Linked DNA regions of Homo sapiens: region 1 is linked to region 2. A link is an interaction called in ENCODE POLR2A ChIA-PET data of the cell type or tissue named here. Cell type or tissue: PC-9. All regions are shown on one strand.

The links. Peaks named below come from ENCODE experiments on the same cell type or tissue, not always from the same donor. Only the 100,000 strongest peaks of a DNase experiment are listed, where the experiment ranks them.
Region 1: POLR2A ChIA-PET joins it to region 2 with 10 read pairs; 2 of 35 experiments call an interaction of 5 or more read pairs at or near these places.

The regions. Positions count from the first base shown.
Region 1 is chr10:95,215,230-95,223,229 of GRCh38, forward strand. It overlaps ACSM6 (acyl-CoA synthetase medium chain family member 6), which reads left to right. Exons shown (of 11, transcript NM_207321.3): 9 at 4,662-4,742. The region is part of intron 3 of LOC107984257 (a long non-coding RNA gene); the gene reads right to left. Among named protein-coding and RNA genes, the nearest start is that of ACSM6, 25 kb to the left of the region's middle. In PC-9, no CTCF peak of the experiment used is centred here; a DNase peak (open chromatin) is centred at 6,062; H3K27ac peaks cover 3,151 bases.
Region 2 is chr10:95,135,379-95,143,378 of GRCh38, forward strand. LOC107984257 (a long non-coding RNA gene) reads right to left here. Exons shown (of 10, transcript XR_007062253.1): 7 at 1-8,000. Among named protein-coding and RNA genes, the nearest start is that of ACSM6, 55 kb to the right of the region's middle. In PC-9, no CTCF peak of the experiment used is centred here; no DNase peak of the experiment used is centred here.

The sequences.
Region 1 (8,000 bases), 80 kb after region 2:
TGTGGAGTATAAGGCAATATCATGTGATAAGAATGAAAAAATGATGGGGTACAAGTCTGAGTGGAGGATGTTTAAAATTATCACTGCTGAAAATGGAAGAAAGAGTAGATTATGAAAATAAAGGAGAAATGGGTTATGATAAGAGCACATTTGAGGTTGGAGAGCATTAATCTTCAAAGTCACTAACTATTTAGTTGTGTCATTTTCTCCAATATCACTCTAAAACACAGATGAAAAGCATGGTAAAAGTGGACAGTTAGATTGGAACAGGATTAACATTTTGCCAAGAAGGTGCAATAAAAGGGCAGCAGGCAAGGGATATAGGGATATTGGCATTAAGATGAAAGACTAAGAAACTAAGCTGATCAGAGAAGGAAGGGAATTCAAGAAAAGGCAGATCAGTGGTGAGAAGACAAGGCACTGGAGATGTCAATGGAGCTGGAAGGACTGAAGATAATTGTCTTAGTCTGCTCAGGCTGCTGTAACAAAATATCATAGATTGAGTGGCTTAAACAACCAAAGTTATTTTTCTCACAGTTCTAGAGGCTGGAAGTCCAAGATCAGAGTGCCAGAAAGGCCGGGTTTTAGGAAGAGTCCTCTTCTAGGTTGCAGACTACCAACTTCTCATGGTGTTCTCACAGACAGGGAGAGAGAGAGAGACCAAGCTCTTTCCAAGCTCTTTAGTGTCTTTCAGTTTGTTTGTTTGTTTTTAAAGAGAGGCAGGGTCTTGCTTTATTGCCCCAAACTAGAGTGCAGTGGTGTGACCATAGCTCCCTGCAGCCTCAAACTCCTGGGATCAAGAGATTCTCCAACCTCAGCCTCTCAAACAGTTGGGACTACAGGTGTGCACCACCATGCTTGCTATTTATTTTATTTTATTTTTTAGCACAGACACAGACTTGCTATGTTGCCCAGACTGGTTTCAAACTCCTGGCCTCAGGGACCTTCCCACCTCAGCAACCCAGCATATCCAAGATGACAGACACAATTCACTGTGCCCAGCATCTCTTCTTATAAGGGCACTAATCCCATCATGAGAGTGCCACCCTCATGACCTCATCTAAACCCAATGACCTCCCAAAGGCCTCATCTCCAAATACCATCACAGTGAGCAGTAGGGAATTAGCACATAAATTTTGAGGAGACACATCACACTCCCTGGAGATCAGGATCAAGGAAGGAAGAGACTGGGGGTAGAACTGATCATTCATATGGCTGCAGGAGGCACTAGGGATGACAGCGGGACCTGGAATCAAAGGAAAGATAATGAACCTCATGCTGAAGGCCTTAATGGATAAGGAATGACTGAGAGGTTGGTAAATTATAGACAACAAAGAGTGGTATAGGGTGGTAAATGTAAATGGCATGAATCTCAAAAAGACAAGGGAATTGCACATAGCGTCAGAGAAGTAATGGTCAGAAGGTGGTATTGGGAGCTCAAAAGATGCCAAACCCAAGGAATATAAAAGGATCAACATCCCCCACTTGAAAAAAATAAGTAGAAACCTCTTCCCATGGAAGAGCCAGGTCTCTGGAAAGGTAACTGATGAAGAGAACATCCAGTAAAGAGGATATAGATGTGGATGTAGAATAGTTCCTTAACCACTCAATTGATGTTCTATCTAGACACCATGTGAAAAGTTTCTGGAAGGAAAGAGTCAGGGAACAAACAGTCCTGTTCCTGCAACATGAGGATGAAAATAAGCAGGAAAGCTTATATGATGGAAACACCACAGATAAGAATGTAGAGCTGGTACCTTAGGCTGGTGGCCAAATTTTTACATGAATTGGTTTCAGTGTTTTCCAGGTAGATAGGAACAAAAGAAAATAGAGAAGTGGGCCAGGAGCAGTGGCTCACGCCTGTAATCCCAGCACTTTGGGAGGCCAAGGCAGGCAAATCACAAGGTCAAGAGATTGAGACCATCCTGGCCAACATGTGAAACCCTGTATTTACTAAAAATACAAAAAATTAGCCGGGTGTGGTGGCACGCACCTGCAGTCCCAGCTACTCGGGAGGCTGAGGCAGGAGAATCACCTGAATCTGGGAGGCGGAGGTTGCAGTGAGCCAAGATCGCACCACTGCACTCCAGCCTGGGGACAGAGTGAGACTCCATCTCAAAAAAAAAAAAGAAAAAGAAAAAGAAAATAGGGAAGTGTTGCCTGGATTAACTGCATTCACTGCCAGATGGTCCATAAAATAGGCTTCCTGAGAAGCAAAAACACAAAATATTTTTGAGAGAATTGAATACCCAATGTTTTTAAAACATTCAAATAGCATGGGAGAAATAAGAATTTGTGGTGGGGGGCAGGGGGATTTCTTACATTTGTTTTATATATTACTACTGTTTTTATTAATTATACTAAGAAGGGAATTCCATAATCTTGGTAACACCAAAGCCTTTTTATAGGACTTAGTTCTGTCATACGTCCAAAAAAAATTCTTTGGTGACTAAGAAAACCTCAGACTGTGTGGGAGAAGACAAAACAGCCAAATTGATAGCCTAGGCTCTGGGGAGAGGTCTATAGTTTGAGGACCCTGGTGGAGCTATGTAGTTCCATATGGCTCAGGAAACATCCTCACTTAGAAAGCTAAAGAAAATTCAGAACACAAGGTTCAAAACTTTGAGACCTCATAGTCAAGCTCACGCTTGGTACGCAAGTTACAATTCAAAACTGTAAAAGAGGGAACTTGAGAAATGATCAAATTCTGTCTCAGATTCTGTCTATACTACACTCACAGATCCATTTAATTACATCCAAAGAGTTGACATTTTCAGCACCCAGGACTCATTGCATTGTATTTCCCCACTGATCTCAGGTTGTGAATGATTCTGTCTAGCAAGAAAACAGCACATCTTAGGCAGTAATGATTTTGGCTTTATCTTTCTTTTTATGAAATACAAATATAACTGACACTCAGAACATCTGAAATAAGGCAAGGTTGATACACTAAGTTGATATGACTCCAGCAACACCTAATAAACTTGGCATTTTTAGTTAGTCACACAACCTGCATGGGAGAAAATGTACATCTTCCATTTAATTGTAATGTACTGGCAATAGCTAAGGAGTCTTGTGTTTTGTGAGCATTATTTGGGATGCAAGTGATGGAAACATATTTCAAACAAGCCTGAGCAAAAGTGGAAATTATAAGTCCATTTTGCTGGGAATAGCTTCAAGGCTTACGGAATCAAGACTGGAGAGGCCAAAACACCAGGACTAAAAAAACTCTTAAAACATCAGCTCTCTCTTTCTCTCCCTCTCAATTGCTCCATCTGCTTTTTTCTCTGAGTTGTTCTCTGATGAGTTTCTTCCACAAAGCAGACAAGATTAACACCAGCAACTCTGGAGTCACCACTCCTTCAGACAAGATCAAAATAGCCCTACTTCTACCTCTACTTTGGAAAATTCTTGGAACAGACTCTGATTGTCCATGCTTCTGTCATATGCTTTTCCCTTGGACTATAACTTAAGGGGCCTAACCTGAGACATTTGTTCATGCCAAAAAGTGGATCTACAGAACCATGATTAATAGTCCCACCAGATTAGATGAAGGGAAGGAGGAGTTCTTAAAGGAACCATAAAACTAGTTACTGCGGTACACTAGAGAGAGATTACTATGGCCATCCTCAAAAACATTCAGAATCTGGGGGCTCCCAATTTGTTAGCATGTAAACACAAGAAAATATTAAGTCTCTTTCCGTGTAAGACACAGCAATAGGTACTGGAAAAATAACTATGTAGAAGACAGAAATAATTCCTGTTCTAGGCTGGGAACAGTGGCTCATGCCTATAGTCCCAGCACTTTAGGGGTAAAATTCTAATAAATAAAATTTTCTCCATCCCATTACACCCATGGTTGACTCATCCAAGATCCAGTTCTCATGTCCTCCAAGGTAGACCTCTGTGCCCTCTTTGGGGTGCCCTGCATGTATGCTGAAGTATTTCTCAGCAGCCAACAATTACTTATTTTTGAGACATTTATTATTGAAAATCTCAAAAGACAAAAATAGACAAAACTGTATTTGAATTCCCATGCATCCACTGCCCATTTCATCAATTATTACCTAATCCTGTTTTATCATTACTCCTCTACAATCCCAAAAACAATATTTTCTCATAAATAGCTTTAGTATATTTAAAAAAAAGGCACTAAAAAACAAACATATTCTCCAATTATACCTGAAAGTTAACAGTAATTGCCTTTTATTAACAAATATCTACCACTGACATTTTCATCCATCATCTAAGTCATGCATGTTTTCTTGCTACCATTTGTTCCAATTAAGCACACACATTGTGGCTAGTTGGTAAGACTTTTGTGTATCTTTTAATCTATGAATTTCCTCATTACCTTCTTTTTTCCTTGAATTTGTTATTTTAAAAAACTGAGTTGTTGGTTCTTTTGAATATTTCACAGCCTGGATTTTGCTAATTGCAGTATGGTTTACATGTTCTTCTGTTCCCCTGCATTTCCTGTAAATTGACCTAGAGGTTAATTTAGTCACACTCCTGCTTGATTTTTTTTTAATCAAGATTACTTGTTAGACTGTGTAATGTTGTTCTGTTAGGAGGCACATAATGTCTGGTTATGATCAATAACTAGATCCATTAATTTATTGCTTTTTTAAAGAAAAACTTGTCTGCATTTCTTTGAACAGGGTCTACTCTGTGCCACTTCCAAAACAATAAAATTGAAGCCAAGCTCTCTGGGGAAGCCATTGCCACCTTATATTGTCCAGGTAGGAGATCATAGTAATGATTATGACAGATATTATTAAGTGAGCTCTTACAGTTGTTTATCTAAATTTCTGACATAAAGGTAGGCAATGAGGAAAGTCCACCATTCTCTAAATTCACCCCAAGGATAATCTCACATTATTGCTTTTATTTCCACCTCAATATCCTTTTGGAATACAAAGCCCAGACACAGGAATGAGGGAAGGAGATGCTGACAATTTTGCAGAATATCCCTTTAATGTAGTTCAAGTTTCAAATATGGAGAAATCGAATAAAAAAAATTGCTATTAAAAAGATATGTGCAAAATAAAGACAACTATTTTGAATGCACCATAATAAGCATTCTGTACTTGAACTAAAAATATACTAAAGTGGGAAGTCTAAGCCACTAGTCAGCTGCTCGGGTGTCGATTATTATAAATACTGTAATGTGATTCCCAAATGATGTAGCTGAATTCACAGTATGGGCATAGGAAGCAATACTAAGATGGTAGGGCAAATGCTGTGTCTAGGATTTTATTACATAAAAGCAGACTCAAATTAGCAGCACTTATGAAATTACCATTATTCATTTTAAGATAGTCCTTTGCTTTCACGCCTATCTCGCCTTTTTTTAACATTGGTCAAAAGGAAATAGTAAGTTCTCAACCTGAATGAAACAAATATTAGTATTTACTTTAACTATTGTATCATTCTGAAATTGACCCAATTTTGTTAAAGATAATGTTTACTGTAGAGTTCTATTTTTTGTTTTTTGTTTGCCTATCCAGTTTCACTACATATTATTTAACAGGATGTGGAAGTTAACCTAATACATTGAGGTTTATATGTTTGTTTTTTCCAGTAATCATGAATAGGTACTACATTATATTAAATGTGTTTTCTGATCCTATTAAAAAGGTAAAATAGTTTTTCTCTATTAATAGAGTTAATTAAAAATATTTTCAAATGTTAAATTTTCGTTGCATTTCTTTCTTTTTATTTTCTTGGATTTAATTTCTTAATTTTTATTTGTTTGGGCCTTTGCATTTAGAGACATGAATAAAATGAGCATGTAATTTTCCTCTCAAAAAATAAGAAAAAATTAAAATGTTCCTTGCATACTAAAGTATAAACAAAAATGAAATAAATGAAATTGAAAAATAAAATGTTCCTTAGGATTTTCTTAGAAAAAAAATCTTCCTACAAAATCAACAAACCTTAGAACTAAGAAAAACAAATGAGAAAAATACACAAAGAAATAAAATCAGAAGTGAAAGAGGAGAAACTCCAACTCATGCCATAGAAATGTGAAGAATCCCTATAGAATCCCTATGAATAATTATATGTCAACAAAGCCAGGTGTGGTGGTGCATGCCTGAAATCCCAGCACTTTCGGAGGCCGAGGCCAGTGGATCACTTGAGGTCAAGAGTTCAAGACCATCCTGGCCAACATGGTGAAACCCCGTCTTTACAAAAATACAAAAATTAGCCGGGTGTGATGGCAGATGCCTGTAATCTCAGCTACTCAGCAGGCTGAGGCAGGAGAATCCCTTGAACTCAGCAGGCGGGGGTTGCAGGGAGCCAAGATCATGCCACTGCACTCCAGCCTGGGTGACAAGAGCAAAACTCCATCTCAAAAAAAAAGAAAGGAAAAAAATTATATGTCAACAAAATAGACCACTTAGAAAAAATGGATAAAGTCCTAAAAACATACAACCTACCAAGACTGAATCATAAAGAATTAAAAAGTCAGAACATACCAATAACTAACAAAGAGATTAAATTAGTAATCAAAAACCTTCCAACAAAGAAAAGCCCAGCACCAAATGCCTTCACAGATGCATTCTACCAGAATGAGGGACAAAGATGACATGATAATCTCAAAAGACACAGCAAAAGCATTCCACAAGATTCAACACCTTTTGATGATAAAAATTCTCAAGAAATTGGGTAGAGAAGGAACTTACCTCAACACAATAAAGGCCATATATAAAAAGCACATAGCTAACTAACATCATACTCAATGGTCAAAAACTGAAAGCTTTTCTCTCATATCTGGAACAAGGAAATGATACACATTCTCACCACTTCTATCCAACATAGTATTATAATTCCTAGCCAGAGTAAGTAGAAAATAAAAGGAAAAAAGAAGTATTCAAATCAGAAAGGAAGAAGTAAGATTATCTCTGTTTGCAGATTACATGATCTTATAGATGTGCAGAAAATTATATTTCTACATATGGTATAAAGAAAAGTCTAAAGATTAACCAAAAAAATTAGGATAAACAAATTTAACAAAGTTTCAGGATACAAGATCAATACACAAAAATCAGTTGTGTTTCTATACACTACAATAAATTATCAAAAAGGAAATTAAGAAAACAATCTTGGCTGGGCAAGGTGGCTTACACCCGTAATCCCAGCACTTTGGGAGGCCAAGGTGGGCAGATCACTTGAGGCCAGGAGTTCGAGACCAGCCTGGCCAACATGGCAAAACCCCATCTCTACTAAAAATAAAAAAATTAGCCAGGCATGGTGGCATATGACTGTAATCCCAGCTACTCAGGAGGCTGAGGCAGGAGAATCACTTGAACGCGGGAGGTGCAGGTTGTAGTGAGCAGAGATCACACCACTGCACTCCAGCCTGGGTGACACAGCAAGATCTGTCTCAAAAAAAAAAAAAAAAAGTCTAACTCATAGATCTGGAAAGTGAATTGGTGGTTGCCAGGAGCTGGTGGAGAGGAGAAAACAGGAAGGTATCCACCAAGGGGTACAAAATTTCAGCTACACAGACAGTAACTACTAGAGATCTACTGTACAGCATAATGCCAACAGTTAACAACACTGTATTACATACTTAAAATCTTGCTAAGGAGATATATTAAGTGTTCTTATTACCAAAATAATAATAATAATAAGAGGGTGGGAGGAAACTTTTGAAGGTGATGAATAGGTTTATGGCATAGATTGTGGTGACAGTTCCATGGGTGTTTACTTATCTTCAAACTCATCAAGTTGTATACATTAAATATGTATAGCTTTTTGCATGTCAACTATACCTCATTAGAGGGTTTATTTTTTTAATTCAGGTGAGAAAGGAGAAGAGGACCCACACAAAGGGGGAAGATGAAAGAGATATTTTTTAATTTGTCAAATGAAGTATAACTTCATTCCTTACACTCCCTATCCAAAACACGCACACATACAGACACACACACACACACACACACACACACACACTTCCCACAAAGAAAAACAGGCCCAAATGGCTTTGCGGT
Region 2 (8,000 bases):
TTTCAGAGAATTCCAAGATTTATGTTAATGTGGGGTTTTATTCTGTTGTCTATATTTTATTCTCAAACTTCTCTATGTGTCTTGTTTTTATTTCTATTTAGACATGGGGTCTCCCTATGTTACCCAGGCATAACTCAAATGCCTAAGCAGAAGCAATGCTCCCATCTCAGCTTCCCAAGAAGCTAGGGCTACAGGCATGCACCACTATACTTGGTATGTCATTTTATTTTTTTGCATATCTAGTTCTTTCATGTTTTCTTTTGCTCTGTTGAAATATAAAATAAATGCAGTTAAGAGCAATCATATTAAGTATAAACATTAATGAATATTTACACGTGTATAAACTTTCATAAACACCATTCACATCAAGATCTACAACACTTCTAACATGCCAGATGCTCTATTATGCCTGTTACAAGTACATTTGCCTCAGAGAATGAGGTGTTATTCTGACAGAAGGTTGATTTTGTCAATGAGGGTTATACTCTACCAATGTAAAAAAATGGAGGACTTCTGGCAAGATGGCTGAATAGGAAGAGCTCCAGTCTGCAGCTCCCAGCGAGACTGACACAGAAGGTGGTGATTTCTGCATTTCCAACTGAGGCACCTGGTTCATCTCAATGGGACTGGTTGGACAGTGGGTGCAGCCCATGGAGGGAGAGCAGAAGCAGGGTGGGACATCGCCTCACCCTTGAAGTGCAAAACGTCGGGGAATTCTCACCCCTACCCAAAGGGAGCCATGAGGGACTGCGCCATGAGGAATGATGCACTCCGACCCAGATACTGTTTTCCCCATGGTCTTCACAACCCCCAGGCCAGGAGATTCCCTCCAGTGCCTACACCACCAGGACCCTGGATTTCAAGCACAAAAGTGGGCAGCCGTTTGGGCAGACACTGAGCTAGCCGCAGTTTTTTTTCATAACACGGTGGCACCTGGAATGCCACTGAGACAGAACCATTCACTCCCCTGGAAAGGGGACTGAAGCCAGGGAGCCAAGTGGTATAGCTTGGTGGGTCCCACTTGAATGGAGCCTAGCAAGCTAAGATCCACTGGCATGAAATTCTCGCTGTAGGCACAGCAGTCTGAGGTTGACCTGGGAAGCTCAAGTTTGGTGAGGGGAGGGATGTCTGCCATTGGTGAAGCATGGGTAGGCAGTTTTACCCTCACAGTGTAAAGAAAGCCACTGGGAAGTTAGAAATGGGCGGAGCCCACCACAGCTCAGCAAGTCCACTGTGGCCAGACTGCCTCTCTAGATTCCTTCTCTCTGGGCAGGGCATCTCTGAAAATAAGGCAGCAGTCGAAGTCAGGGGCTGACAGAGTACCTGGGGGGAAGGGGTGGCTGTGGGCACAACTTCAGCAGAGTTAAATGTCCCTGCCTGATGGCTCTGAAGACAGCAGCAGATGTCCTGGCACAGTGTTCAAGCTCTGCTAAGGGTCAGACTGCCTCCTCAAGTGGGTCGCTCACCCCCGTGTATCCTGACAGGAAGACACCTCCCAGTAGGGCCTAACATACACCTCATATAGGAGAGCTCTGGCTGGCATCTGGCAGGTGCCCCTCTCGGACAAAGCTTCCAGAGGAAAGAACAGGCAGCAATCTTTGCTGTTCTGCAGCCGCTGCCGGTGATACCCAGGAAAACAGGGTCTGGAGTGGACCTCCAGCAAACACCAGCAGACCTGCAGCAGAAGGGCCTGTTAGAAGGAATACTAACAAGCAAAAAGGAATAGCACGTTCAGTCAGAGACCCCATCGGAAGATCACTAACATCAAAGACCAAAGGTAGATAAATCCACAAAGATGGGGAGAACCCAGTGCAAAAAGCCTGAAAATTCCAAAAACCAGAATGCCTCTTCTCTTCCAAAGGATCACAACTCCTCACCAGCAAGGGGACAAAACTGGATGGAGAATGAGTTTGATGAATTGACAGACTTCAGAAGATGGGTAATAACAAACTCCTCTCAGCTAAAGGAGCATGTTCTAACCCGATGCAAGGAAGCTAAGAACCTTGAGAAAAGGTTAGACAAATTGCTAACTAGAATAACCAATTTAGAGAAGAACATAAATGACCTGATGGGGCTGAAAAACACAGCACAAGAACTTCGTGAAGCATACGCAAGTATCAATACCCAAACCAATCAAGTGGAAGAAAGGATATCAGAGATTGAATATCAACTTAATAAAATAAAGTGACAAGACAAGGTTAGAGGAAAAAAATAAAAAGGAATGAAGAAAGCCTCCAAGAAATATGAGACTATGTGAAAACACCAAATCTACATTTCATTGCTGTACCTGAAAGTGATGGAGTGATGAAACCAAGTTGGAAAGCACTCTTCAGGATATTATCCAGGAGAATTCCCCCAACCTAGCAGGAAAGCCCAACATTCAAATTCAGGAAATACAGAGAACACCACAAAGATACTCCTTGAGAAGAGCAACCCCAAGACACATAATTGTCAGATTCACCAAGGTTGAAATGAAAGAAAAAATATTAAGGACAGCCAGAGAGAAAGTCTGGTTTATCCACAAAGGGAAGCCCAGCAGACTTACAGTGGATCTCTCTGCAGAAACCCTACAAGCCAGAGGAGAGGGGGGCCAATATTCAACATTCTTAAAGAAAAGAATTTTCAACCCAGAATTTCATATCCAGCCAAACTAAGCTTCATAAGTGAAGGAGAAATAAAAGCCTTTACAGACAAACAAATGCTGAGAGATTTTGTCATCACCACCAGGCTGGCAAATTGGATAAAGAGTCAAGACACATCTGTGTGCTGTATTCAGAGAACCATCTCATGTGAAAAAGACACACATAGGCTAAAAATAAAGGGATCGGGGAATATTTACCAAGCAAATGGAAAGCAAAAAAAAGCAGGGGTTGCAATCCTAGTCTCTGATAAAACAGACTTTAAACCAACAAAGATCAAAAGAGACAAAGAAGGCCATTATATAATGGTAAAGGGATCAATTCAACAAGAAGAGCTAACAATCCTAAATATATAAGCACCCAATACAGGAGCACCCAGATTCATAAAGCAAGTTCTTAGAGACCTACAAAGAAACACAGACTCCCACACAATAATAGTGGGAGATTTTAACACCATACTGTCAATATTAGACAGATCAACAAGACAGAAAATTAACAAGGATATTCAGGACTTGAACTTAGCTCTGGACCAAGTAGACCTAATAGACATCTATGGAACTCTCCACCCCAAATCAACAGAATATACATTCTTCTTAGCACCTCATTGCACTTATTCTAAAATCAACCACATAATGGGAAGTAAAACACTCCTCAGCAAATGCAAAAGAATGGAAATCATAACAAACATTCTCTCAGACCACAGTGAAATCAAATTAGAACTCTGAATTAAGAAACTCACTCAAAATTGCACAACTACATGGAAACTGAACAACCTGCATGACTACTGGGTAAATAATGAAATTAAGGCAGAAATAAAGACATTCTTTCAAACCAATCAGAACAAAGACACAATGTACCAGAATCTCTGGGACACATTTCAAGCAGTGTGTAGAGGGAAATTTATAGCAGTAAATGCCCACAAAAGAAAGCAGGAAAGATATAAAATTGACACCCTAACATCACAATTAACAGAACTATAGAAGCAACAGCAAAGAAATTCAAAAGTTAGCAGAAGACAATAACTAAGATCAGAGCAGAACTGAAGGAGATAGAGGCACAAAAAACCCTCCAAAAATAAATGAATCTAGAACCTGTTTTTTTGAGATCAACAAAATAGATAGACCGCTAGCCAGAGTAATAAAGAAGAAGAGAGAGAAGAATCAAATAGACACAATAAAAAATGATAAAGGGGATATCACCACTGATCCCACAGAAATACAAACTACCATCAGAGAATACTATAAACACCTCTACATGAATAAACTAGAAAATCTAGAAGAAATGGATAAATTCCTGGACACATACACCCTCCCAGTCTAAACCAGGAAGAAGTCAAATCCCTGAATAGACAAATAATAGGTTGTGAAATTGAGGCAGTAATTAATAACCTTTCAACCAAAAAAAGTCCAGGAACAGACTGATTCACAGCCGAATTCTACCAGAAGTACAAAGAGGAGCTGATACCATTCCTTCTGAAACTATTCCAAACAGTAGAAAAAGAGGGAAACCTCCCTAACTCATTTTATGAAGCCAGCATTATCCTGATATCAAAACCTGTCAGAGAAACAAGAAAAAAAGTTTTCAGGACAAAATCCTGGATGAACATCAATGCGAAAATCCTCAATAAAATACTGGCAAACCGAATCCAGCAGCACATCAAAAAGCTTATCTACCATGATCAAGTCGGCTTCATACCAGGGATGCAAGGCTGGTTCAACATACACAATTCAATAAATGTAATCCATCACATAAACAGAACCAGTGACAAAAACCACATGATTATTTCGATAGATGTAAAAAAGTCCTTTGACAAGATTCAACACCTCTTCATGCTAAAAACTCTCAATAAACTAAGTACTGATGGAACGTATCTCAAAATAATAAGAGCTACTTATGACAAACCCACAGTCAATATCATATCAAATGGGCAAAAACTGGAAGCATTCCCTTTGAAAACCAGCACAAGACAAGGATGCCCTCTCTCACCACTCCTATTCAACATAGTTTTGGAAGTTCTGGCCAGGGCAATCAGGCAGGAGAAAGAAATAAAGGGTATTCAAATAGGAAGAGAGGAAGTCAAATCGTCTCTGTTTGCAGATGACATGATTGTATATTTAGAAAACCCCATCGTATCAGCCCAAAGTGTCCTCAGCTGATAAGCAACTTCAGCAAATTCTCAGGATAAAAAATCAATGTGCAAAAATCACAAGCATTCCTACATGCCAATAACAGACAAACAGAGAGCCAAATCATGAGTGAACTCCCATTCACAATTGCTACAAAGAGAATTAAAAACCTAGGAATACAACTTACAAGAGATGTGAAGGACCTCTTCAAGGACGACTGCTAAGAGCTGCTCAAGGAAATAAGAGAAGACACAAGCAAATGGAAAAACATTCCATGCTCATGGATAGGAAGAATCAATATCGTGAAAATGGCCAAACTGCCCAAAGTAATTTATTGATTCCATTCCATTCCCATCAAGCTATCATTGACCTTCTTCACAGAATTGGGAAAAACTACTTTAAATTCCATATGAAATGTATGTCTTGGCCTGCATAGTCAAGACAATCCTAAGCAAAATGAGCAAAGCTGGAGGCATCACTCTACCTGACTTCAAACTATACTACAAGTCTACAGTAACCAAAACAGCATGGTACTGGTACCAAAACAGATATATAGACCAATGAAACAGAACAGAGGCCTCAGAAATAACACCACACATCTACAACCATCTGATCTTTGACAAACCTGACAAAAACAAGCAATGGGGAAAGCATACCCTATTTAATAAATGGTGTTGGGAAATCTGGCTAGCCATATGCAGAAAACTGAAAGTGGACTCCTTCCATATACCTTATACAAAAATTAACTCAAGATGGATTAAGGACTTAAGACCTAAAACCCTAAAAACCACAGAAGAAAATCTAGGCAATACCATTCAGGACATAGGCATGGGCAAGGACTTCATGAGAAAACACCAAAAGCAATGGCAACAAAAGCCAAAATTGACAAATGGAGTCTAATTAAACTAAAGAGCTTCTATGTAGCAAAAGAAACTATCATCAGAGTGAACAGGCAACAAACAGAATGGGAGAAAATTTTTTCAATCTATCCATCTGACAAAGGGCTAATATCCAGAATCTACAAGGAACTTAAGCAAATTTACAAGCAACGAACAACCCCATCAGAACAGACACTTCTCAAAAGAGGACATTTATACAGCCAACAAACATATGAAAAAAAGCTCATCATCACTGGTCATAGAAATACCATTTGACCCAGTAATCTCATTACTGGGTATACACCCAAAGGATTATAAATCATTCTCCGATAAAGACACACACACACACACACACACACACACACATATATTTTTATTGTGGCACCATTCACAATCGCAAAGACTTGGAACCAACCCAAATGCCCATCAATGATAGAATGGATAAAGAAAATGTGGCACATATATGCCATGGAATACTATGCAGCCATAAAAAAGGATGAGTTCATGTCCTTTGCAGGGACATGATGAAGCTGGAAACCATCACTCTCAGCAAACTAACACAGGAACAGAAAACCAAACACCACATGTTCTCACTCATAAGTGGGAGTTGAAAAATGAAAACACATAGACACAGGGAGGGGCATATCACACACAGCGGGGGCTAGAGGAGGGAGAGCATTAGGAGAAATACCTAATATAGATGATGGGTTGATAGGTGCAGCAAACCACCATGGCACATTTATACCTATGTAACAAACCTGTATATTCTGCACATGTACCCCAGAACTTAAAGTATAAATTTAAAATAAAAACCCTAGAAGAAAATCTAGGCAATACCGTTGAAGACATAGGTATGGGCAAAGATTTCATGATGAAATCTCCAAAAGCAATTATAACAAAAGCAGAAATTGACGACTGGAATTTAATCCAACTTAAGAGCTTCCACACAGCAAACGGAACCATCATCAGAGTGAACAGACAACCTACAGAAGGGGAGACAATTTTTGCAATCTATCTATTGGACAAAGGTCTAATATCCAGAAGCTACATGTAACTTAAACAAATTTAAAAGACAAACACAAATAACACTGTTAAAAAGTGGCGAAGGACATGAACAGACACTTCTTAAAATATACACATGCGGCCAAAAAATATATGAAAAAAAGCTCCTAAATAATAAGTGTATTATTAGAGAAATGCAAATCAAAATGACAATGATATACATGACATACCATGTCATGCCAGTCAGAATGGCTATTATTAAAAAGTCAAAAATCAACAGATGCTGGCAAGATTGTGGAGAAAAATGAAAACTTTTACACTGTTGGTGGGAGTGTAAATTAGTTTCACGGTGGTTTGCACTGTGAAAGACAGTGTTGTGATTTTTCAAAAATCCAGAGGCAGAAATACCATTTGACCCAGCAATCCCATTAGTAGGTATATATCCAAAGGAATATATATCATTCTATTATAAAGATATATGCATGCATATGTTTATTGCAGCACTACTCGCAATAGCGAAGATATGGAATCAACCTAAATGCCCATCAATGATAAACTGGATAAAGAAAATGTGGTACATACACACCATGGAATACTATACAGCCATAAAAAGGAATGAGATCATCTCCTCTGCAGGGACATGGATGGAGTTGGAAGCCATCACCCTCAGCAAACTAATGCAGGAACAGAAAACAAAATACCACATGTTCTCACTTATTAGTGGGAGCTTGATGATGAGAACACATGGACACCTAGAGGGAAGCAACACACACTGGGGCCTCTTGGAGCAGGGAGCTGGGGGAGGGAGAGCTTCAAGAGGAATAACTAATGGATGCTGGGCTTAATACCTAGGTAATGCTATGATCTTTGCAGCAAACCACGATGGCACATGTTTACTTATGTAACAAACCTGCATATCCTGTATGTGTACTCCAGAACTTAAAAGTTGAAAAAAAAAAAACAAAGAATGTGCAGACGTACTGACATCAGGGAATTGAGATCAGGATATCTGAAATCATCTGCCCACCACTGCCCCAAGTGACTCATTTTGGTGGGTGAGGGAGGAGCTATGGGGACGGACAGAAAGTGGGGCTTTTTAAATTAAAGTTTGATGATGCAATGGGGAAGCAAATTGTTCTGATCATGGTCAAGCAGCTTGATCAGACTCACCTTCCCATGGATAACTCTGTCTAAAATGGAGAAATTACTCACAGGAAAACAGTTCATGGAAGTCAGTGTCATCCACTTCAAGTAGATTCTGGAGGTGATGCCTATAAAAAGGAATTGCAAGGAGTGAAGTATTTGAGGGCACAGCTTTTCACCAATACATGCCCCATGAATGGCTTCCCTTATGC